Regions from separate parts of the Homo sapiens genome. Here region 2 is linked to region 1. Evidence: read pairs that join two places in POLR2A ChIA-PET (ENCODE). Cell type or tissue: GM12878. All regions are shown on one strand. Each heading gives the region's core, and the rest is flanking DNA. Links, peaks and the distances in the headings are about the cores only.

Evidence for each region. ChIA-PET counts read pairs that join two places held together with the same protein. Peaks named below come from ENCODE experiments on the same cell type or tissue, not always from the same donor. Only the 100,000 strongest peaks of a DNase experiment are listed, where the experiment ranks them.
Region 2: POLR2A ChIA-PET joins it to region 1 with 9 read pairs; 2 of 35 experiments call an interaction of 5 or more read pairs at or near these places.

What each region holds. Positions count from the first base shown.
Region 1 is chr3:186,097,737-186,107,800 of GRCh38, reverse strand. It overlaps ETV5 (ETS variant transcription factor 5), which reads left to right. Exons shown (of 13, transcript NM_004454.3): 2 at 1,859-1,977; 3 at 2,089-2,176; 4 at 2,305-2,352; 5 at 2,446-2,496. The coding sequence starts at 1,933. Among named protein-coding and RNA genes, the nearest start is that of ETV5, 6.3 kb to the left of the region's middle. RefSeq lists an enhancer at 9,702-10,064. In GM12878, for the core only: no CTCF peak of the experiment used is centred there; no DNase peak of the experiment used is centred there; H3K27me3 peaks cover 194 bases.
Region 2 is chr3:186,517,032-186,523,467 of GRCh38, reverse strand. No RefSeq gene overlaps it. Among named protein-coding and RNA genes, the nearest start is that of CRYGS, 24 kb to the left of the region's middle. RefSeq lists enhancers at 1,813-2,012, 3,998-4,057. In GM12878, for the core only: no CTCF peak of the experiment used is centred there; a DNase peak (open chromatin) is centred at 4,177; H3K27ac peaks cover 774 bases.

The DNA of each region.
Region 1 (10,064 bases), core at 2,811-6,810:
TACCTGATGTGGCGGCCGCGGCTCGCTCTCCCATTCATAAAACCGGGCCCGCTGCGCGCCACAGGGGAGGGGCCTGGATCGCGCCGCTGCGCTGTGCTAAAGTTTTCCTGGGGGCGCCCGGGGCGCGGGTGGTGGGGGGGCAAAGGAAGTGGTTTAAACTCCTGGATGAACTCGAGCCTTTCCTTCAGGCTTTTAAAAAAATTATACTTGGAATACAATTTTTCTAACCCTGGAATGCCTCTTTTCCGTTCGTTTATGGCAGTTTATTTCTTTTAATTTTTTAGAATTTTTTTTGCTCTTCCGGGTGAAGTATTTCATCATGAGACTGAAAAATATCTCCCCCTCCCGTCTTCTACTGGTTGTCCCCTTCCTCCTAACACATTCACAAAATGTCTTAGGCCATGATTTAATCTGACAGATTTTCCTAAGCGACAGAGCACTCTCTCTTTCATGCCCCTCAACTCACTGCTGAGGTTTCTCAGATTTTGTATACGGTTTGGTGGCATTTGAGAGAGGCGTTATTCTGAACATTTCTTGTGGTGTTTGGACGGGGCACGCAGGCAGGCTGGCGCGAGTGTTTTTCTAGGAAGTTATGAACTGTGTGCTATTTTGCTCCTCTCTTTCCTTTGACTTTGAAAATATCTGATTCCTTGGGCCAAAGTGCTGCGGAGGATGCTGGCTGTGAAGGGTGTCCTTGTATCCTGCCCACTTATGAAAAATTTGATATGCTACACACAGTGTGAAAAACAAATTGGATGGAATTGCTCACCGGGGGAAAAGTTTCCTGTTTAAAATTGTGTATATGTCAAACAAAAGAAGTTGACCTTTAAGCATTTTGAATTGCTTAGAGCTGGAGTGAGTGAAATTAATGTTTTTCCACCTTTTGTTGACTTAACGGTGTTTTTATTTGAAGAATAAAAGTGTTTAGGAAGATGGTACCTCCCTGAAATTGTTACTTTATTCCACTCACGTTAGGAGAAGTTTTCTCCCTTCTAACCCCACCCTTTTTCCCCAGACTCACACACTTACCCGTCCTGAAATGAGTTTCATTTGGGGGTGGGGGGGTATGTCTAGAAAAAAATGATTCCGCTATATGAAACAGCCTAAGTTTTAAAAGACCTTTGGTAGAGATGCATTGTACCACATGCAATGGAATTAGTTTTTTTAATCCATTACTTTTCATAGACATTTTACTCTTTTAGAAGTTGGAGATGTCACAAATATCTCTGTAAGTAACCAGGGAGATATTTGTGACATTACAGATGCTATATCTGTTTAGTCCTCTTTTAAATAAAGAGTTGTGTGTGAAGATAAGTATACCTCTGATCAATTTATTCCAGGAACTATATATAGTGTTTTAACAGTGACCTACAAAATGCTTTTGGAAACACCATGTATGTCAGATCTTTAATTGCCAATAATTTGGAATACTTAAACCCAGTTTCTCTGCTTCCTGACACTGTACTGTCAAAAATTAAATTATCTCTTTTTTAAAAACCCTACTACAAATGCCCTGGAGTATATGAGAGAATCTTGAAATCACCCTTTTATTTTATTTTATTTATTTATTTTTGTTTTGGTAGAGAACAGACAGTAGCAAATCTGTAATTTTAATGATTTAAATAAGAAAGAAAAAATGATGACTGGGTAAATGGATTTGGCACGGAGTACATCCTGTACCTCTGATACCATTAATCAAGCCCGGCATTGGTGTGTAAAGCTTGCACCTTGAGTAGGTTTTAAGTACTTCACAGAAGGGTAATAATTTTGCACAGGCCCTAAAAAAAAGGCAGTCTAAAATTGTTTCATTTCTTTTTTTCCCCCCTCTTAGTTAAAATCTCCCAAATTCATATTACAGGAGGATCCCTTTTCCCCCAGAAATTACTCAATGCTGAAACCTCTCAAAGTGGTATTAGAGACGCTGAAAGCACCATGGACGGGTTTTATGATCAGCAAGTCCCTTTTATGGTCCCAGGGGTAAGTTTATGTGGCTTTTGGTTTGTTTTGTCCTCCCTCTCCAATATGAGTCTTCCCCCTGTGGACCTCTTTACTACACTTGAGCCTTCACTTTCTGTTGGCCTCTTTCAGAAATCTCGATCTGAGGAATGCAGAGGGCGGCCTGTGATTGACAGAAAGAGGAAGTTTTTGGACACAGATCTGGCTCACGATTCTGAAGGTAGTAAAGCTTTCCCTGATTATGTTGTGGCTTCCCTGCTCCCAGTGACAGTAGCGTGTAGATTCTTCCCTGTCTTCTCCCTAGCGAAAGAAATATCCTCATTCTGGGGTCTTCTTTTTCAATTTCAGAGCTATTTCAGGATCTCAGTCAACTTCAAGAGGCTTGGTTAGCTGAAGGCAAGTTTCATGGATGTCCTATTTTCCATATAAAACATTTTACTGTGCTTTTTAATAAAACTTAAAGGTCTAAAATAAAAATCTATTTTCCAGCACAAGTTCCTGATGATGAACAGTTTGTCCCAGATTTTCAGTCTGATAACCGTAAGTACCTTTCTGGTGATGGCACATTTGTTCTGAAATTGTTTGGTCTTAGATCATCCATGTCTAGAATATGCTTTTTTCAGCTATGGCCAGATTTAGACAGTAGTATGCATTTAGTTTCTTCTAATAATTCAGAATTAACCCTGAAAACTTTTATTTCATAATAAAATTATTTCTAAAGTATTTCTACTGTATTGCAGGTAAGATTTACTGAACATAATTTTATCCTAAATTTCTTTTTACCTTAAGAATATTGTAAAGCTGACTGGGCACAGTGGCTCACACCTATAATCCCAGGGCTTTGGGAGGCTGAGGCAGGTGGATCACTTGAGGTCAGGCATTCAAGACCAGCCTGGCCAATATGGTGAAACCCCGTCTCTACTAAAAATACAAAAATTAGCCAGGTGTGGTGGTGGGCGCCTGTAATCCAAGCTACTCAGGAGGCTGAGGCAGGAGAATCACTTAAATCCAGAAGGCGGAGGTTGCAGTGAGCTGAGATCGCATCACTGCACTCCAGCCTGGGCAACAGAGCAAGACTCCATCTCAAAAAAAAAAAAAAAAAGAATATTGCAAAGCTTTAAGCTCAAAATTATAAATTAACTGACAAAATATATTTGGTGTTAGGCCAAGCATCTATTAATCACACATTGTTTTATGGCTTTTTTGGGGTTTGTTTTATAAATTAAGTCCTTGATGTGAATCATGAACCTGATATTTCTCTTTTTCTTAAAGGTGCAGAAAATAGTTAATGGAAAACTCCAGTTAACTTTGGCTTCATCCAACATGTTGTCAATTTTGTCTCTACCCCTAAGCTGACAAGGGGTGGTCACAGAGTGGCCTGATTTACTCTTACTTTTCGTGTAGTTGCTGTGGCTTTTCTCTTCAGAGAAGAGAAACTTTTTCTTAAAATGGCCACTAAGTGCTCATTACTAGAGAGAAAATGCAGTGGGAAGCTCAAAAGATGGCTTTCAACACTGGCAGGGGCATGGTTACTTTGCACTGATCTTTTGGGGCTGTCCTCAACAGGTTTGGGAGCTTTTATGGTCTAGGCAGAGTTATGAAGGACAAAGCCGGCTGATGAAATTTGAGCAGCACAGGGCTGCTCTAGAGAGCATTAGTCACTGGCGAATGAGCAGGTTTAAGAGAGGCCTGGAGAAAATGCTGCCTCTCTTGAGAGTTGCATCATAGAGAAATTCATGTCTCTTAGTCATAGTTTATAATAGCAAGCACCTGAGCCATGCAAGGACTCAATTTCTCATTTTGGACCAACAGATTCTTCCCAGCTTTGTTTTATCTCTGGGTAGGTGGGTGTATGTGTGTAAAAATGCCACTGGAGAGAGAGTATCTTAGGTCTCTCTCTAAGTAAAAAGTTGGGTATTCCAAATCTTTTAAATGTAAGAGCAGAGGTAACAGCTAAACATTCCTTAATGATAGGCCTCATGTCCAAGGCACAATGCCATGAAACTGTAAAAGGGAATAAACTGGAACACACACATGCATGGTTACCTTAGCTTTGTCACAGCTTGCTGTGGATGTGTTCTATGGGAGAGTAAATGCATGTTAATTATTGCCCTTTGATTGCTTTCGAGTGATTGGGAAGCTTGCCACTGAAAGACTAAATAAAGATAATCCAAGTGTGTGTGTGTGTGTGTGTGTGTGTGTGTGTGTGTGTGTGTGTGTGTGTTTGCAAGATGAAAGACAGGGTTTGTAATCCAACTTTGTTCTGTGTTGACAATTTGGCCCAGCCTTTCCAGTTCTTGCTCAGAGCAGCATAAACTGCAGTCTGTTTGGGAGGTGGCTTTCTTGGCAGAGGTTCTTTGAAATGCTTTTATGACACTTTTGTTTGTTTCTCTGTAACCCAAAAGAGTTAAAAGGGAGATGAGATGGCTGCATTCAAATTGATTGCATGTGCTGAAGCAAGGGTATGTTCTTTGTCAGCAAGCAGGATTTATATTTGGAGAGATATTTATCTGTGGGAATAGGCTAAAGTGAAGAAATCAATAAATGTGTTTTGGCTCTTTAGAAATAATTTCTGCTCAGCAAATAGAATGTGCTAAGTTCTTTAATTAAAATTCCATACCTCAAGTGGAGGTAATTTGGGAGATGTTTCTGCTTACCAAGTATGATGTTTTTTTTACTTTGCTTACTTTTTGTTTTAACTGCCTAAGGTTGAGCCTTTCTGTCTTTTAAGGATAAAAGAGATGGTTGACTAGCCTAGAAAAGGTCTTCTAATGATTCTTTCCCTCTGACTTTATTTCTTGAGGTAGAGCTTCAAGAAGGGATAGATTCAAATAGAATAACTTGCTTAAGAAGCAAGGCAAGAACACAAATGTGGGTGGTGCATCTTTGAGCCATTCATTCTTGCAAAAGCAAGTTTGTTTGCCTGCAGTTCAGACCAACAGCCAGAAGCATGAGGAGGAGCTGGCAGAGCCCACAGCCGGCTGCATGCACTTACTTTTCCATGAGCGCTTTCCACAGCCTCGAGTTCAGGACCAGCTTCACTCCAGTCATTTTCTGGAAGAGCTCGTGATTTTTTTCAGGGGAGGGAAGAAAACTCATTCAAATTTAATGAAACCTTATGAGTTGGTTTGACTCACTTAACCAATGAATATAAGCCAAACTTAGATTTGCCAGGGGAAAGCAAACCTTTTTTTTTTTTTTTTTTTTTGGAGAGAGAGTTTTGCTCGTCACCCAGGCCAGAGTGCAATGGCGCAATCTCGGCCCACTTACTGGGATGTCCACGTCCCAGGTTCGAGCAATTCTCCTGCCTAAGCCTCCCGAGTAGCTGGGATTACAGGCACCTGCCACCATGCCTGGCTAATTTTTGTATTTTTAGTAGAGACGGGGCTTCACCATGTTTGCCAGGCTGGTCTTGAACTCCTGACCTCAGGTGATCCGCCCACCTTAGCCTCCCAGAGTGCTGGAATTACAGGCGTGAGCCACTGTGCCCGGCCTGTAACAAATATTCTTACCAGTGGCCACTGGTAATACACTTTCCTATTAATAATGATTTGATAATTTTCCATTGTATATGTGTAAATTTATTGTATACATGAAAGAAAGAGAAATACTAAGAAATGTAGGTAATATTTTTATTTTGGAATGTCAGTTTTAAAGATTATGGCTTTTTTTTTTCTCTAAACACTAAAAGTTCAACTTCTAAAGAGATTATATTTTGTAAGTTTCTTAGAATTGGGTTTCCTGCCCATAGGGATACATCCTTAAGTCTGATTTGAGTGAATGAAACCATTGCTTTTATATCTTATAGAAATGCCCAGCTTACTTCTAGCTGTACAGATTTCACCTCTACCTCACACATATAGATATCAGTAAAGCATGGAGACTCTGAAAGGTCAAATTCAAGGGAATAGAAATCTATAGATCATAGGGATTCTACCAGTGGACCTCATTGTCCCTTGGTCCTAAGAAGTAACTCTGAAGATCTCAGATTGCTTGAGTTGGATGTCCTTTGTAGAGACAAGCTTGCCCAGCCCCCTCCTTTCACAGCTATTCCCAAATAGCTGAAGAGACTGACCAGTAGTGGGGGCAGATGGGAAGGTTTAGGTGAAGTAAGAGGAAGATGTATAAAATAATATTCTTAAAGAAGCTCTCACAAAGCTGCAGAGCCAGGGAGTAGTGGCATATTCAAGTGTATTCAGGGTCTCCATTATTTCAGATACCTGGAGATGGTGTTCAGGAAAGCATCTGGGAGGCCTCTGGCTGTCCAATTCAGCACTCACTTCTCTTCCTTCTATGATCCTGAGAAAGTTACTCAATACCTTCATGCTTTGAGTTTTTCCATCTAGGATTTGGAAGACAGAGAGTAATTATAAAAGAAAAAAATTATAAAAAACTGACATATTTAGGCTCACACCTGTAACCTCAGTGCTTTAGGAGGCCAAGTCGGGAGGATCTCTTGAGCCTAGGAGTTCGAGGTTACAGTTGAAGCGAGTAGTGATCACACCACTGTACCCCAGCCTAGGTACCAGAGCAAGACCCTATCTCTAAAAAACGAAAACAAAAGAAAACTGCCATGTTTCCTAGAAGACACCTTTCGTGTGTATACAGATAAAACTGTGTACATATTTCCTATATATGAAAAAGTGTTTGTGCATGTGTATATATCTATGTAACTGTGTATGTAGCTAAATGTGTACCTTAACACATAGAGCGGCTAAACCAGGGAATCTGGGTCAGTGCATAGATGTATGTACATATTTACTACACATTTTCATAGAACTAACTATGCCATGGATAAGATTGGAACTCAAGAGTGTTTCAAAGTCGGGGTAAGGTGATGTGTTCCATTCATTTTTCTGAACTGACTGGGTACTTAAAGAGTGTGTTACTAGATTTTAGCATATATAAATAGCAGTTTTTTAAATATACATTTTGGGTCTGATTTTTAATCTCACTTATTAATTTCAGTTATGATATTATAAATATATACCTGTTAGCATCTTGAATAACTAAGATATTTTATGCTGAGTAGAGAGCATGATAAAAATCTTATTTCAAAGTCATGGCCTCCATACCAAATACAGCCTAGAGAATTGTTTTAAGATCCAAATGACCCCATTTTCCCCTTGAAGTGTTCTTTTTAGATCTGTGTTTCAAAGAGAATGGAACAACTGGAGGAAGTACAAGTAATTTCCTAAGGACCAGCTAATTAACTGATAAAATCGACTTTTCATAAATACATTGCAATAGACGGCTGGGGAAATAGGATTAACTGTTATGACAGCCCTTGAGCCTAAAACACATTGATCTTAATCCTGTTTCACGATGAGATTATTCAGCTGGATTTCTTTATTAATGTGTGAGTTTAGTACAGTAGAGGCAGTGCCTTTCCTTTGGAGAGGGTACATCATTTTGGTCTTTGGTCCTAGGTGTGGTGTAGCAAAACACCACGTTTTCTTGCTTGGGCCACCTCTATTCAAAAGGATCATCCTAAAGTCTTTTTGTTTGGCAAGGTAAGAAAGAAAACAGTGGGCACTTTAAAAATAAGAGGTTTGAGGGAAAACAAGGCCATTGGTTTATACTTTTCAGGAATCAGTAGTTCTGAAGGTAGAAAAGAATGCTGATGAAAGCGTGAGGAAAACATGGAGGAGAGATTCTTTGACTCCAGGTTTTACAGTGTTACTTTCAAAGTGTTTGTTAGTTAGCCCAGTACCTTACTGCTGGGAGGGTGCTAAATGATTTGAAATCCTTCCTGTTTTGATAGCCTCAAAGATTCTTAGACTCAGTATTCTGAAGGACCCAAGACCTACAGTACGCATTTACTTAAAGGAGCCATCTGTTTTACAAAATCTGCTTTCGTCTACCTTTAATTCAGTTAGGCTTATTTAAAACTGAATTTTTCTCTTACCCTTCTGTGTCTCTGCGCTGTTAGTCATCTAACAAAACCCAGTAGGCTTACCAGTCCTTTGTATTTGGTGAGAAAGATTTGGGACGGGGAGTTACATCTGTGTCAAGATCACTTGTGTAGGTGCCAGAAGTAACAAAATCCTGGCATCCATGAAGAAATTACCATTTATCCCCTCCTCTTTCAGCATTCTTCAGTTTTACAGGAGTAAGGCATGGGTAGCATAATGAAGCCGAAAATGTGTACTGTCTCCCATTTCTACCATCTAGTAGTATCATTGTTTTAATTTCAGCCCTAGAAAAAAATGTTTCTTGGTGGTGGGGTGGGGTGTGTGATTCTCTGCCGAGAAACTGTTCCCTCCACACATTTCTTGGGTTTTAGTGGTGGTAAAGTACATCCAGCCTCAGAGGCTGACAGCCCCCTCTCGGGCATACGGCTGCCCTTGAGGCAGCTTGGGCCCCATCTGTGCCCTGGCACACAGTGCTTCTCCACTTGGAATCCAAGGAGCTCAGAGGCTTGTCATGTTGCAGCTCCCAGCTCTTGGACAAGTGCCAGGCATGCTGATGCCATTACCGGATTAGGTTGCTTTTTTAAAAATTCATTTTGTGAACTCATCAAGCTCATTTAACAGAGGCTTTGGTCGTCAGTTTCTATCATTGTCCTATCCCTCTAGGCTTGGCTTAAAGGAGTGGCAAGATACCAGGCCCCTAGTATGTGCCGGCACTAGTTAGAGTGTGTATGTATAAATTATAACCATAATGTAAGTACACCTTTGGGCCTGGCAGGCAAATGACAGTGGGTTAGCAACTCAGATGTTAAAGGGAAAAGAATTCCCCGTAAGAGGACTCTGCATAGAAAATAAAGGGGGCTCCCTTGTTTAAAAAGAAAGAAGCATCTAGGGGAAAATTGAAGCAGAGAGTGCAAGATTCCAGGGAGCAGGATAAGATCTAGTTATTAAAAGGCCAGGAGTTTGAGGCTGATCTGAACAGCCGAGGCATGGAATGGGGATTCTGTGGTCAGAAGGACTTCAGAGAAATGCTTCCAGTGGCACTGAGTTCGCTGGAGGGGACATGAGGGCAGGCAGTGAGAAGAAGCATACATAAGACATTTGAAAATAGCCAAATATGTGATGAAAAAAAGGAAACAACCATGAGCTAAAATTTATCTCCTGGATTTGCTTTTCATAAAGAAGTATGCTTTTCCTTGAAATAAAGTCTGGTTGTCAGACGGGCTCCATCCGCTTTCCCTCAGGGTGATTATTGAAGGTTTGGAAAAAATATCTAAGAAGCAAAGCCAGTTTTTTTTGCCTTGTACTTTGCAAAGTCTCGGCGTAGATTTCACCCTCCAACCTTAGATCTCCACATTCTTCCCTTTTGATGTCTCATGAGCATTCAGGAGGGTATTCTGAACTCTTCAGGCTGGATCCAAAGCCAAAAAAGGAACTGTGAAATTGTCTTAATAGGTAGCTTGTCCCCTCCTCTGCAGCCAGAAAATCTGGTAGTGTCTCCAGAGCCCTCCTCCCCTGGGGAGGAAGCCAGGTGGCTCCCGATGTAGCTACCAGCAGTGAATGGGAAGGAAGGTCTGGAGAGGCAGGCTTCCAGAGAGAGTTGTGCCCTAATGCAAACCAGCTCACCCTGGGGCAGGAGAAATACCACTGAAGTCTGTTTCTCTCCGCTGGTAGCTACAGCCAGATTCTGAACCGAGGGGCACATGATAGTTTTTCTTTTGCCTTTCCCGTTTTGCCAGAGGGCACTTTCTGACCTTACTTCTAGCGGACTTTTGCACAGCCTTGCAGATTTCCACAAGGGTCTTGGCCATTTGAATCCTAGGAAGGGTGCACAGCAGGCAAGATCCCCTGCCGTGTCTGAATTTCTTACGTAAACACAGCGTACTGAGCGAGCAAGCGTCCCTGCGGCGACAGCTGGGCGCTGAGCACTATTAGGTCTGCCCCAGCTAGCAGAGCTGCAGATTCCCCCTCTTGCCTGAATGGAGCATTCCAAATTGGTTGTGAATGGAGGGCGGGGCTCACTTGCAGACTTTTTCAATGAATAACCAGACCCCATTGTGCAGCCCGTGGAAAAACAACCAACTCAAACAACACTGGGACTGTTAGAAATATGCTTGTGATTGGCAGCTTGGAGAGCCTCCAAAATTAGTTTCCTTTGGCTTCCCTGCTGCTCCCTGTTCTCCAAGCCTGGGCTTA
Region 2 (6,436 bases), core at 2,437-6,436, 420 kb before region 1:
TAAACTGGCTTAAGCAAGAAAGAGAATACATGGGCTCTCCAAGCCAATGCGGACACAAGGGCAGCCCTAGGGTAGACAGAGGAGCCAAAGGAACCGGCTTGAGGACACAAGGTTCCCCCCAACTCTCCATCTGTCTCGCGTCTCTGCTTGTCTCTGCTTCAGTGGGCAGGGTGCTGCTCTGTCCCCCAACAAGCTGATCTTTTCATTTTGTGGGGAATTGGCCCTTCACATCAGGCAACCACTCCTATTGGCCAGGACAGGGTCACGTGCTCACCTTTTTGTCCAGTGGGATGGAGTCTGTTACTAGGAGAAAGAAGATGGGAAAGTCCTCTCAATAGACAGCGACAATGATTAAAGCCCTGTTTAATGTGTTTCTGGGCTGTATTCCTATTAGTCTAATGTATCTTGCACAAAATAGCATGCTTAAAACTTAAATTACATTAAAATTTCCAGAAGCACTTTTGACAGCTTCATACAACTTGTTTGCATTTTGCTGCGCTAACATGTTATTCTTTTGTTGGTTCATTGGCTCATGGATTCATCGAACACTAATAAAGCACCTATGATATGCCAAGCACTGTGCTAGGCTGCGCTGAAGATACCTGGCTCCTAGTCAGGAAAGAAACTCAGTCCTTGCCACAAAGTCATGGGGAAAATCAATGGGCAAATGGCTCCTTAGATCATAGCCACACATGGGATAATGTACAGCAGAACTGTGCACAAAACACAGTGGGAAGAGAGGCAGCAGCAGCTCACTCTGCCTGGAGAAGACTTCATTCAGAATGGGGAGGTGCACACAACAGAATCTTAGCAAGGTGGGCGAAGGGGCCTGAGATATTTATTAGGACTCTTTGGAGGATGACAAATAGCAAGCAAATTTAATTAGTTAACTCGCCGGTCGTGGTGGCTCATGCCTGTAATCCCAACACTTTGGGAGGCTGAGGACGGCGGATCACGAGGTCAAGAGATTGAGACCATCCTGGCCAACATGGTGAAACCCCATCTCTACTAAAAATACAAAAAATTAGCTGTGCATGGTGGCGCACACCTGTAGTCCCAGCTACTCAGGAGGTGGAGGCAGGAGAATCGCTTGAACCTAGGAGGTGGAGGTTGCAGTGAGCCAAGATCGCGCCACTGCACTCCAGCCTGGAGACAGAGCGAGGCTCAGTCAAAAAAAAAAAAAAAAAAAAAAAAGTTAGTTAACTTTAACTAATGGGATTACAGCTGGATTTGGGAAATTCCAGAATCAGGCCCTTGAGGAGCAACAGTACCCAGGCAGAAGCCTTCTCTTCATCTTTTGTCTCTACTTCTCTCTGCCTCTGTTTCTCTTTCCCTAATTGCCTCCCCAGATGGGCTTTCTTTCCTCTTCAGTCCTCAAGCAGGAGCATGATGTGCTGGAAAGGGGCTAAGGGGCTGGAGGGGACACCGAATGGGAGAACAGAACGGAGAGCTGGACAAAGCCTGGATGGAAAAGGGCAGAATTGCAAGTCGAGGACTCCTGCACTGGCCCTGGGCCCTCATGGAGGCCGGGCCACGTGAGCCTTCCCAGGAGGCAGAATGGAGTTGACTGGCCACACCGTGCAATTTGTCACAGCAAAGGGAGGACCACAGATTTCCAAAGGAAAAGGAAAGGAAAAGATGCCTAACCTCAAAGAGTGACGAACATTCCAGCTGCAGAGGCCTCCTGACAGAAGAAATGTCCCAGAGAGCCAAGTGAGGGGGCGTGGCCTTTCACCAGGAGAAGGAATAGTAGCAGGAGGTATGCCTCCCTTTGCACAGCACCTGCTCGTCACAAGCCAGTGAGTTTTGTTCAGAGTGCAATGCAACCAAAAAAGAAGAAAGTCCTTTCAGTTTGAGTTTCACACTCACACAGCCTTGTTTTCCCAGAAGCCCAGGCCCCGGGGACTCTGGAGTCAAAGTTACTGGTAAGAGTTACCTCAGCGGTCCCCCAGGGCTGCCCACACAGACAAGGACCACACAGACAAAGAGAATCTCCAAGAAGCCACAGATTGTGGGCACAGCAGTGCTGAGTGACAAAGACATGAACTCAGCAAGCAGTGCCCTGGAGAAGGATGTGATGGGCAGTACACCTCTGGGGCCCTTCTGCATGTCACCCACACCTCAATTGGTTTATCAGTGGCCTGGATTCTGAAATCACTAACATCACTAACATCACACACACAAACACTCTCTCACACACACACAGACATACACACACACACACACACACACACACACACTTCAGCTCTTACCCCTCCATAATCTACTGAGCAGTCTCCATATTGTTCACAGAGTTCGGAACACTCCCAGCAGCCATTGCTGCAATCTATTGCTCCCTTATTTCTCCGAGTGCTGGAGCAGGGAAAGTGTTTATCCACCCTCCAGATGATTCCGGTCTCAAAGGCAGAGGGATCAACTGGGTGTTCAGACTATTTTATTTACATCCCGAGTGGCTTTGTTTTGGCTGTGCAAAAAATGTTTCCCGTCTCTGTCTGACTGGAGCAAGGGACTGGGTAGCATGGGGAGAAGGAGGTGTCAGAAGGGATTAAAGAGTGCCTGTTTGATCCACAAAGCTCTAGAACTATCCTACTTTCCTCTGGGGTGTGTCTCTAGGTAGGTGATCTCATTTCATCTCTTATAAATATTCTGTCTGCTCTCCGCATTCCACCTCACCCCACTGGTGTGGGGCAACCAAGTTTCTAATAATACAAAAGGAGGTAATATATCTGGAAGTCGAAGTCCACGGGGCTGGTGGGCTTTAAAATGAGATGCATTTGGTGCATGCGTTTGGTCATTTCCTTTCTTCAAGCCTGGACTTTTGAAGACAAATGGTGACAGCTGGAGCCCAGCACGCCAGAAGCCCATGTGAAGGGGCACATCCAGATGAAGTCAACACTTACAGAAAGTCATTTCTGAGTGCCTGGAAGAGGGATATGCATCTGGCTAAAACCATAGTTTGCATTTATTGGACTCACATTCTGTGCCAAACATTGTACCAAGCATTTCACATGGATTATGTCATTTAATCCTTACACTTCCATCCTGATAAATAGAAATAAATACCTTCATTTAATAGAAGAGCAAGCTAATGTTCAGAGAGATTAATAATTCATTCAAAATCACACACTTTGTAAGTGACAGAGCCAGACTTCAAATCCAAGCAGGTTGAATTCAGAACCAATTGTCCTACCACTTAGCTGTGTGTTTGGGGGAAATTATTTAACTTGTCTAAGCTTCAATTTCCTTATCTGAAAACATGGTTATAAATAATAGTACCTACCATTTTGGTTGTTGAAAACATTCAATGGGATAGTAAGTCTGAAGCAGCTCCCAGCACACAAGGAGCAGTGGGTGGTAGCATTTAGTATGCAGTACTTTGAAAGAGACAAGCAACCAGGACACACATGGGAATGATGTTTTTCCCATTTTTTTGAGACAGAATCTCGCTCAGCCGCCCAGGCTGGAGTGCAGTGGTGCGATCTCGGCTCACTGCAACCTCCAGCTCCCAGGTTCAAACAATTCCCCTGCCTCAGCCTCCCGAGTAGCTGGGATTATAGGTGCCCAACACCATGCCTGGCTAATTTTTGTACTTTTAGTAGAGATGGGGTTTTACCATGCTGGTCAAGCTGTCTCGAACTCCTGACCTTGTGATCCACCCACCTCAGCCTCCCAAAGTGCTGGGATTACAGGCATGAGCCACCGCAGCTGACTGGGAGTGGAGTTTTTCAAACCCTGTGCTGGTGTCCCAGGCTCTGTGGTTCTCAGTGCTCAGATCTCTCCAAGGGAGGGTGGCTCAGGACAGACCCTGATTCACAAAGGTGCCACCTGTGAGAAGGAGGTTCCTATTAGGCACAGTGTGGAGCTGTTAGTCCAACTGGGTGAACAGTGCTCCTGTCCTTTGCTCCCCCAAGCTAAGCTAATTGGGGCCCAGAGTTAGGAGCCCCACTGCCTGGCACTCAGGGGAGGACCTTCTTCAGTGGCCATGGGTGGTGGATGGTCTTTCTAGCTGGAATGCTATTGAGAACAAATGGGGCTTTCCGAGCTGTTTCATGGTGGCAGCTTGATGTATATTAACTGGCAGACTGTTCATCGTGTAGGGGAGGTCCGGAAGGAGGCTGTGGTTGTAAGTGGGTGAAGGGAACCTCAGAGGGAAGTTGGCATGCAGGAAGGCATGATGTAGGTGGAGGCGAGGGCAGAGCTGTGGGTGAGTTGTGCTCAGGAGATGAGGAGGTGAGACAGCTTGTCTCAGAGCTTGCTTGGCCCTGACTCCTCACCAAGAGAAACGTACTGGATAACATTTGCATAACTAGTCTCATAAAAGTGGTGTCATGTGAGCCAGGAATCAGAGTGTGGGGCTGCAAGAGGCCTTGCAGCTCTTCTGGTGCAAACTGCAGGCCAGGAAACTGAGGCCCAGAGAGGGGAAAGCGTTTGTATAGGTTGCACAGTAACCTGTTTTCCTCTTGGTCTGTGTGAAAGTCATTCTCTGTATAAATTCAAGTATTCAGACATTAATTTGCTTTTTTTGTTTTTTTGTTTGTTTGTTTGTTTTAAAAGTATAACGATCAACACAAAAGACGTTTTGAAAGAAGAAAAAAAATCATCCAATACCCAAATTAGGATCATTTTGTGCTTTCATTTTTAGGCTTTTTAAATGTATATTTTTATGCAGCTGCAATCACAGAGGAGAGGAAATTCTGCTATTTCATTTAATAGTTTGATATTTTTTCATGCTATGGTTTTCAGAGTTGTCACAAAACACTATATCCCATTGTTGCAATGTTTAAAGAAACAGAACTGAACCCGTGTAATATGACTGAACCTGAATTTAGTTAAGACTTGGCTGGCAACAGCTTCATGTCTGTCTCGTGTCCCTCCCGTCCTGGAAGGCCAGGCATGTTTTACAAAAAGCTAATTTGTAGCTTTTTGTAAGAAAAATGGATAAGAAACGGGACAGGGCAGGAAACTGTTTGGGTTTGCCTGGAACCACAGACATCACTAACGTTCATGTTCTGCGGAACAATGGTTCTCAGCTCTGGTGCACATGGGAATCACCTGGGGAGCTTTTGAAAAGCTATTGATGTCTAGACCCTGTGCCCAGGGATTCTGATTTAATCATGTGGGCTAAGAACAGACATAGGTTTTATTTTCAAAGCTTTGCAGGATCCTATTATGCATCCAGGATGGAGAACGACTTGTCTCACAGGCCAACTCCTTAGAAAGAGCCTCACCACAGTCACACTTAGGATAAAGGCACATTGATTAGACTCTTCTCCTATAACAAAGTAGAGACTTTTGTCATCTGTATAGTGTGACAGCTGCAGTTGCATAAAACACACTTAAAATTATTTGGCAGAATATGAGAATGATGGGAGGGTTGTTTAATGAGAAGGGAATGGAGGTGATTAGAGCGAGACCTGGAGAGTGCTTTAAAAGAGGGGATAATGACATGGAAGATTTATTTCTGGTCCACAAGAGGCACTTGTGGTGGCTTTCTGATGCTGAGACTCAGCAATAATTAAAAGACTTGGGCTGGCACTATCTGGTAAACTAAGTGTTTGTAGCATCCATCTAAGGCAGCCTGTGGCGGATATCTCTGGGCCACCCTGATGGACTAGAATCCTCCAGCCCAGGACCTATGGGAGCTGTCCAGGGAGTTGGGAAGTATGCTCCTCGCCAGGAGGCACCAGGTCCACAAACACTGAACTGCTATTGATGAGCAAAGAGTGATGGTCACTTCCAACCTCCTCCATCCCTCTTTGGTTCAGCTTTTTTAACATTGGCTCAAAGGTTTTTCTTTCCTCTCTTATGGAAAGCTTTTCCAGCACTGATTTGGCACATTCAGCCTCACTAGTCAATTCTAGGCACTCTGAGGTTTCCTTGATTATCTCTGTTGGGTCTTGTGGCTGCCTATCTGCCTTGAGAGACTAGAGAAAGGAAAGAAAATCAATTAAATTTAGTACACATTGTCTGAGCATCTACTCCGTGCCACAAACCGTGATTGGCACCAGAGCTACATAGATGAGCAAGACAAAAATCCTCGCCCTTCCCAACTGTTGTGAGTCAGCCCAGTGAGTCTCTGCCAGGCATCAAGAGCTGTGAAGGCTACAGGGAAGACAGCAATTCATTCCACCCAAGGGCTCGGGGATCCCTTCACTGTGGAGGGAGTATTTGACCTGTCCTTAGAAGGAAGCTGTTCCAGAAATCTATCCTTGTGTCACAAACCACTCCCAAACATGGTGGCTTAAAACAGTGATTCATTATACCCTCTCATAGTTCTGTGGGATAACTGGTGATTCTCATTCCAGGTTTCCCACCGAGTTGCAGTCAGGTTACAGCTGGGGCTGGAGTCATCCAAACGCTCAGCTGGGCTGGGCATCCAAAATGGCTTTGCCACTGCCATGTCTGGCACTTCCTCTGGGATGGCTGGAGCAGTGTT